Linked DNA regions of Homo sapiens: region 2 is linked to region 1. Evidence: read pairs that join two places in POLR2A ChIA-PET (ENCODE). Cell type or tissue: OCI-LY7. All regions are shown on one strand. Links, peaks and the distances in the headings refer to the core of each region. The heading gives the core; the rest is flanking DNA.

What was found. ChIA-PET counts read pairs that join two places held together with the same protein. Peaks named below come from ENCODE experiments on the same cell type or tissue, not always from the same donor. Only the 100,000 strongest peaks of a DNase experiment are listed, where the experiment ranks them.
Region 2: POLR2A ChIA-PET joins it to region 1 with 6 read pairs; 2 of 35 experiments call an interaction of 5 or more read pairs at or near these places.

The regions. Positions count from the first base shown.
Region 1 is chr4:17,398,678-17,403,073 of GRCh38, forward strand. No RefSeq gene overlaps it. Among named protein-coding and RNA genes, the nearest start is that of SNORA75B, 80 kb to the left of the region's middle. In OCI-LY7, for the core only: no CTCF peak of the experiment used is centred there; no DNase peak of the experiment used is centred there.
Region 2 is chr4:17,593,337-17,597,732 of GRCh38, forward strand. LAP3 (leucine aminopeptidase 3) reads left to right here. Exons shown (of 13, transcript NM_015907.3): 8 at 2,074-2,198; 9 at 3,710-3,798. All of the region lies in intron 2 of MED28-DT (MED28 divergent transcript), which reads right to left. Among named protein-coding and RNA genes, the nearest start is that of LAP3, 18 kb to the left of the region's middle. In OCI-LY7, for the core only: no CTCF peak of the experiment used is centred there; DNase peaks (open chromatin) are centred at 1,295 and 2,445; H3K4me3 peaks cover 1,652 bases; H3K27ac peaks cover 2,955 bases.

The sequences.
Region 1 (4,396 bases), core at 170-4,169:
CTGGGGATTGCATCTCAACATGAGATTTGGAGCAGACATGCAAACTATGTCAATGTCCAATTCCATTTATTCTGAAGTGGTGGTAATATCACAACTCCCACAAAATTGAGATCAAAAATAAACATAAAGCATGTTATAGAGGGATCTATCTCCATAAGTACACACGTGTACTTAACATACATGTGAGGGAGGTACATTTAATCTCCACCCCTTATGTCTCCATAGAGGGGAGAGAACTTCCACTGTTCCTATCCAATGTGGAAATTGCAAGAGGGTTATTGTGACCTTCTTTCTCCTCCCTCACCATCTGGTCCAGAAGATAAGGAGAAATGACTTATCCGATTGGAGAGTTTGGAGACAGAGGGAGGACTGAGTATGTCCAGCAGGGCCTCTGTGAAGGGGCTGTGCCTAAGATACAGGAGAACTCTCACATTCTCTGCTCATCCAATGAGGGTGAGCTTCTGAGACCCGCTCTTCTCCTGCAAGCAGGAGGCCAGATGTTGAGCAGACTGCAGACAGGACATTCAGTCCAAGAAAGAGTACTGAGGCCAGGCATGGTGACTCATGCCTGCAATCTCAACACTTTGGGAGGCTGAGGCCAGCCAATCACCTGAGCCCAGGAGTTTGAGACCAGCCTGGGCAACATGGTGAAACCCCATTTCTACAAAAAATACAAAAATTAGCCAGGCATGGTGGCACATACCTGTAGACCCAGCTACTCGGGAAGCTGAGGTAGGAGAATCACCTGGGCCCAGGGAAGGTTGAGGCTGCAGTGAGCCATGATCATGCCACTGCACTCCACCCTGGGTGACAGAGTGAGACCCTGTCTCAAAAGAAAAAAAAGAAGGAGTGGTGCAAAGTTCTTTGTGGCCACACATCTAGGTATCATTACCTAATCTAACTTATACTGAAATAAAGCAGAAATGTTTGTTTGCTAGCTTTCCTTTTCTTTCCTTATTCTATGTAATTGTGGTAAAATATACATAAAATAAAATTTGCTATTTCAACCACTTCTAACTGTAGAGTTCAGTGGCATTAAGTGTCTTCGCATTATTGTGCAGCTGTCACTACCATCCATCTCCAGAGCTTCTCATCTTGCCAGCTGAAATTCATACCCATCAAACAATCACTCCCCATTCTGCCCTCTCCCACCCTCTGGTAGCCACCATCCTACTTTGTCTCTATAAATTTAACTACTCTAGATGCCTCCTATAAGCGGACATATGTGTCCTTTTGTGTGTCCGTTTGTGACTGGCTTATTTCATTTAGCATAATGTCCACAAGGTTCATCCATGTTGTAGCACATGTCGAAATTTCCTTCAAGACTGAATAATATTCCATTATACGTATAGACCACATTTTGTTTATTTACTCATCTGTCAATGGACACTCAAATAGCCTCCACCTTTTGGCTACTATGAATAATGCTGCTGTGTGCAAATATCTTCTTGAGTCCCTGTTTTCAATTCTTTGGGGTGAATACTCAGAAGTGGAATTTCTAGCTCTATCTTTCTGACTCCTCCATTCATCTCTCAAACGATCCTTATCTCAGGACTGGAGAAGAGTGTTATTTATGACTTTCTGAACCCCCAAGAGACAGAGCCGACATGTCTAATTCTGCATGTTGGGCCCTACCCAAAGGCTCCCTGGGGCCAGAAGTGGAGAGACTATAAAACCACCCATGTTCCTTCCCTCCATGCACCTGACCCAAAGGTGCCCTGGCTGTGGCCCTGCCCACAGAACTCATGTCCTTCCATGTTTCTAACGCACATCTCAGACCAATCATCTCTATTCCCAAAGGCCTTTGTCCTTTACTCCAGTGTTTCTTTGGAAGAATTCTATGTCTTCCGCCTCTCTTGATCCTAGTTTCTTCCAAGGGTTCCTGTGGTCATTTGTGCACAGACAAATGAGACTACACCTTCTCAAACAAGATCTTCCCCTTCCTATGTAAAATTACCCATCTAGACCAGGCAATTTGTCTTTGAGAAAAATGTTCAACTACTCCAATCATACAAAAACATGGTGCTAAAATCCCATAAGCAGGGAATGCAAGTATTCTACAGGAATTATTATCCCTTAATACTTTTTTAGGATCAAAAGGGTCATTTGCTTGTGTAGCTGAAAGTCGTTTAAAAATACCAACACATGTGCTTCCCATCAGAGACAGCAAGCGTTCTTATTGGTCTGCATTTTCCAGTAGGGAAGCCAGGGAGCTTCTGCAACTCTGCTGGGCTTTGCGTGTTTGCCAAGATGACTAAGTGCATCAATAGAATTACATTAAAAACATGAAGATTAATAACAGCAAAAATACTCTCTTATCCTATAGTAATAAAGAAGTGTAATAGTTTTTATTGCTGCTATAACAAGTTACCACAAATTTCATGATTTAAACAACAAATGTTTGACGTTAACAGTTCTGTAGGTTAGAAGTCCAACACAGGTCCCACTGAACTAAAATCAAGATGTTGGCAGGGTTGCATCTCCACTAGGGGGTAAAGGGGAGAGTCCATTTCTTTGCCTTTTCCAGCTTCCAGAGGATACAAGCATGTTTTGGTTTATGGCCCCTTCCTCCATCTTTGAAGCCAGCAATGTTGCATCTCTCTCATCATTCTTCCCTAAGCAATTTCCCTCTGACTCTCTTCTTCTTCCCCCCTCTTCTACTGATAAAGACCTTTGTGATTACATTGGGCCCACCCAGAAAATCCAGAATAATCTATTTTAAGGTCAGATGAATAGCAACCTTAATTCCATCTACAACTTTAATTTCCCTCTGTCATATAACCTAAGAGATTCACACCTTTCGGGAATTAGGACATGGACATCTTCAGGGGATCATTATTCTGCCTACCACAGACAGGAAACATAAAAGAATAAAACAGGCCAGACCCAAGCCCAGAAGGAAATGCTAATTTTTATGTGAAATCAGCTGGTTCTTAAACGTCAGCAACTAAATCAAGTTGAAAACAAAATAAATACTGTTCAAGTCAAACAAAACTCCTCTGGAGGCCACGTTTACAGTTTAAAATCTCTACATTATGGTACAAGAAGGTAATTTCTTTTTTCGCCACCAAGATCCCCAGTGTGATTTCTCCTACTTAGACCCCAGGTTTTGATGGATTCAAAGGGATAAATAAATGCTATTTATTAAGTAATAATTCATTTCCCAAAGTTTTATTTTAAAAGGCATAGGTTAGCATCTATTCCCCCAGGAATAGCATAAAATAGAGCTTATTAATAATAAAAGCCAAGATACGTACAACTTATATTAATAACTAATAATAAAAGCCAGTGTGAATTGAGCACTTATTAAATGCCAGATTCTACGCTAAGTGTTTTCTATGCACTAATTCATTCAATTCTCACAACAGTTCTATGAAATCAGAACCATCATTTCTCCCATTTTATAGATGAGAAAACTCAGGCTCAAAGAGCTATGTCCCCAATGTTGCACAGACAGCAAATGGCCAAGCCATAATGCAAACCTAGGCCTGATATGAGAAGCCAATTTTTTAACCATTATGTTATCCTGCCAATACATTCCTATCAAAATAAAATAGATGTCATATTTTCACGTGTATGTGCCACCTAATGGTGGGTGATGAGGGACGTGAATCTCTTTACGGTGTTTAGAAAAACATGGTTTTGTGCTTCCTTTGGTGACCCCAGATGACCATCCAGGAGTGGGATTTGAAATAATTCAAGCAATTGAGGAGTGATACAGAAATCCTCTTCTATCGGATGAAGAAATCATCATGATACTCTGGAAAATTATTATTTCAAAGCATCAAAATGCATAGTTGATTGGGATTTACACACAGGAGACCCCAACCATGCAAAAAGTCCTGGAAAAACAATTCTATTTTCTGGCCAGGTGCGGTGGCTCAACCCTGTAATCTCAGCACTTTGGGAGGCCGAGGCAAATGGATCACCTGAGGTCAGGACTTCGAGACCAGCCTGGCCAACATGGTGAAACCTCGTCTCTACTAAAAATACAAAATTAGCTGGGTGTGGTGGCACACACCGTAGTCCCAGCTACTCCAGAGCTGAGACAGGAGAATGGCTTGAACCCAGGAGGTGGAGGTTGCAGTGAGCCAAGATCGTGCCACTGCACTCCAGCCTGGGCAAGACAGAGGGAGACTCATCTGAAGAGCTTCTGCACAGCAAAAGAAACTATCATCAGAGTGAACAGGCAACCTAAAGAATGGGAGAAAATTTTTGCAATCTATCCATCTGACAAAGGGCTAATATCCAGACTCTACAAAGAACTTCAGCAAATTTACAAGAGAAAACAAACAACCCCATCAAAAAGTGGGTGAAGGATATGAACAGACACTTCTCAAAAGAAGACAGGCAACCAACAAACATATGAAAAAAAGCTCATCATCACTGGTCATTA
Region 2 (4,396 bases), core at 77-4,076, 190 kb after region 1:
CATTTACTTCTGCACTGTTTGTTGAAAAGACTGTCCTTTCCCCACTAGACTACCTTGGCACCTCGGGTGGAAATCAGTTGTCCATATAATTGTAGGTCTGCCTCTGGGCTCTGTATCCTTTCACCAGTGCCTGAAGACCAAATATCTTGATTACTGCAGCTTTGAGTAGGCTTGAAATCTAGTCACATGAGTCCTCCAGCTTTGCTCTTCTTTTTCAGAATGACTTTGGCTACATCCTTTGCATCTTCATATACATTTTAGAATCTGCTTGGGTTTTTTTTTTTTTTTTTTTTGAGACAGTGTCTCACTCTGTTGCCCAGGCTGGAGTGCAGTGGTGCAATCTTGGCCCACTGCAGCCTCGACCTCCCTGGGCTCAGGTGATCCTCTCACCTCAACCTCCCGAGTAGCTGGGACTACAGATGCGAACCACTATGCCCAGCTAATTTTTGTATTTTTTATAGAGATGGGGTTTTGCCGTGTTGCCCAAGCTGGTCTCGAACTCCTGGGCTCAAGTGATTTGCCTGCCTCAGCCTCCCTAAGTGCTGGGATTACAGGCGTGAGCCACCACACTCGGTGAATCTGCTTGTTTTTTCACACAACAAAACCTACTGAGATTTTGATTGAGATAGATTTTGTGTGTGTGTAAAAATGTGCTGTTTTTATGGTTAATGAAATGACAGTGGTGAGACTGATACAGAAAGACCCGTTAAGGAGACCTGACAAACATCCAAATGACAGAGGGTAGTAGCATCAATGAGGGCGGCTGAGTAGAAAATAAGTGGGTGGATTTGAGAGAGATTGAAAAAGTGAGCCAAAGCTGATTGCTGATCTTTAACTGGTGGCTACCTTAGAACCATAGTCATAGGAATTAGAGAGCAGAACTTCCAGAAGAGGCCTGCAGATAAATGTGGCAGGTGGACAGAAGAAAAACTTCAAATACAACAGCGTGTTCCCTTTGTCCATGGGGTTTACCCATGTTATTTTTCTTCTTTGAGCCAGGGGATCATCTTTAATTCTTGGTGAACATGCCAACCATCTAAGTAACAAGTGCTTCTGAGGTAAGTGAGAATTAGGATTTAATTTTGAAGGAAAGCAGACTTCAGAGCAGCAGGCAGACCTCTCTCCAGTGAGCCACCAGGGCACATGAGCAGCAGATCTCAATTAGAACTTAGAGTCGAAGCCCCTGGCTCTGTGCTTGGCCTGTGAAGCATGTTGCTTCTGGACTCCTACGGACTGGAAGCAGAAAAACCACTAGCTAGTTAGAAGCCTCTGGGGGTCAGGTAGTTTGGTTTCTTGCTAATTGCAGCCTTATTCAGTTCTCATGTTGAAGTACTGTCTCTCAGCCATTGGGCCTGTGCCTCATTTAGGTTGTATTTTGCCATCAGCAGGATATAGCACACCTTGTGCAGTGTTGGAAGGAAATGTTAGCCCTCTGTCCTGTCGGTTTCAGAGAAATGCCTCCAGTCATCTCTGTGAGCTCATCAGCTTTTCTTAACAGCTCATGACCTTCACGTTCCATAAGTTGATCAATTCATAAAATTTGCTGAATAGACTATGTGGGTGTCAGGAGTTAATCAGACAATACAGAGATGGAATTTGCACAGTCTTGATTTTATGATATAGTAATGTTTCCAGTGGCACTGTTTAAATTTCATTCAAGTAGAAATAAAATGAGCTAAAGGCTGGGCGCGATGGCTAATGCCTGTAATCCCAGCACTTTGGGAGGCCGAGGCTGGCGGATCACGAGGTCAGGAGATCGAGACCATCCTGGCTAACAAGGTGAAACCCCATCTCTACTAAAATCACAAAAAAATTAGCCAGGCATGGTGGCAGCTGGGACTACAGGCGCCCACCACCACACCCGGCTAATTTTTTTGTATTTATAGTAGAGATGGGTTGCACCGTGTTAGCCAGGATGGTCTCGATCTCCTGACCTCGTGATCCGCCCACCTCGGCCTCCCAAAGTGCTGGGATTACAGGCGTGAGCCACCGTGCCCATCTGTACTTTTTAAATAAAGTGATTTTGGCCATCTTCTTTGCTCTTAATATTGCACGTTGTCCATTTCCCCATAGTGGTGGTATCTCCATCAAGGCTTCTGCAAATATGGACCTCATGAGGGCTGACATGGGAGGAGCTGCAACTATATGCTCAGCCATCGTGTCTGCTGCAAAGCTTAATTTGCCCATTAATATTATAGGTAAGTGGGGTAACGGATTACATCTCATAACGCTTCTGGATTCTAGCCAGGTGGGAGAAGAGAGACAACAGATATGATTTCCCCTAATCTGAAAAGATAAGAAATGATTTTTAAATAGTCATCAAGCAGTAGCTATTTAGCCCAGATAAGTGTTTTACTGTCTGAGCTGATTGAGCTAAATGTATCTTGCAACCAGTGGGCTGTAACTGGAATTGATTTGTTTCACTTCTGCAAAAAGTGGCTAGCAGTCAGGGGCACATAATGTCAAGTTTGTAGTTGACATTATGAAACTTGCTGGGTACTTGGGGTGGCAGGACGTTGCTGGCTCATTGACTGATTGCTTCGTAGGATTGTGGCCGGTGAAATGGCACAACACACAGAAAGTGCCTAGAACAGAAAAAGTGCTCATTATGTGGCAGTTCTTAGTAATGGAAGATACAAACTCCCAGGCACAGTACTGGGAGTTTGTATAATAGCATTGCTCATACTCATTTCAGAGGAGACGGGGAAGGAGGAGAGAGTCTTAGGTTAAATAATAATGCCCTGACTCTTGTCCATTGCACAAGGAAGGTAGAATTGGAATCCAGGTCTCAGACATGCCCCCCTCCTTCACTATCATAGTCCTTTTTTTTCCTGAACTATTTAAAAGTCAGTTGCAGACATCACGACACGTCCTCTAAGAAAAAGGACATTCTATGTAATGACAAAACCATTATCTTTTCCGAGGATTAATTCAGTAACCTAATTCAAGTTTCCAGTTGTGTAAAAAATGTCCATTTTATTTATTTATATTTAGGTTTTTTTGGTTTTTTGGTTTTTTTTGAGATGGAGTTTCGCTCTTGTTGCCCAGGCTGGAGTGCAATGGCGCGATCTTGGCTCACCACAACCTCCACCTCCCGGGTTCAAGTGATTCTTCTGCCTCAGCCTCTTGAGTAGCTGGGATTACAGGCATGCGCCACCATGCCTGGTTAATTTTGTATTTTTAGTAGAGACGGGGTTTCTCCATGTTGATCAGGCTGGTCTTGAACTCCTGACCTCAGGTGATCTGCCCGCCTTGGCCTCTCAAAATGCTGGGATTACAGGCATGAGCCACCGCGCCTGGCCTATATTTAGCTTTTAAATCCAGAAACTAATCAAGGACCACACATTGCTGTTGGTGCCCCTTTAGATTTCTTGATTCTAGACCCTATTCCTGTTTTCTTCCACGGCATTAGCAGTTTTGAAGGGTCTAGGCTTGTTTCATGATATTCTGCAATTTGTATTTATTTGAATTGCTTCTTCTTGATTAGAATCAAGTTAGACTTCTTTGGGAAGAATGCTACATGGGTGATGTGTACTTCTTGTTGCTGACACATCATGTCAGTTGTGTCATTGGTGATGTTAAATTTGATCAGTTCGTTAAGGTGGCCTTTGTGTCTTGCTTCTCATGGCTCACAGGTGGCCTCTTGTCCCATAGGTGGCATGTTTGGACCCAGTATATACTGTGTGCCTTCATATATTATTTCCAATAGGTCTGGCCCCTCTTTGTGAAAATATGCCCAGCGGCAAGGCCAACAAGCCGGGGGATGTTGTTAGAGCCAAAAACGGGAAGACCATCCAGGTTTGTAAATGTGAGACACAGCACTCCCCATCCAGCGTTCCTCAGGAATCCCGTGGTGGCCACATAACCACAGCTAGGATGCGTGCAGAGCCCCAGAACCATATTAGGGGAGGGTGCTGTCTTTAGTGCTGGGTAGCCTTTCTTTTCCTTCCCTTTCCTGAAATGGGGTCTCGCTGCATCACCCAGGCTGTAGTGCAGTGGCGTGATCATGTCTCACTGCAGCCTTGACCTCCCCAGGCTCAGGTGGTCCTCACACCTTAGCGACCTGAGTAGCTGGGACCACAGGTGCGTGCCACCATGCCTGGCTAGCTTTTTGTAGACACAGGGTTTTGCCATGTTTCCCAGGCTGGTCCCAAACTCCTAGACTCAAGTGATCTGCCCACCTTGTTCTCCCAAAGTGCTAGGATTACAGGCGCGAGCCACCATTCCCGGCCCCTGAGTAGCTTTTCTTGCAAAGGCAGAAGTATCTTTTTTGGGGGATTTTGAAGAATGTTTTTCCAGACTTATTGTTCCTCCCATTTCCTGTATGCTATACATGTGTATACACACGTTTCCATGAATTTGCTGCCAGCCCTGCAGAGGGCGGCAAAGCAGTAAA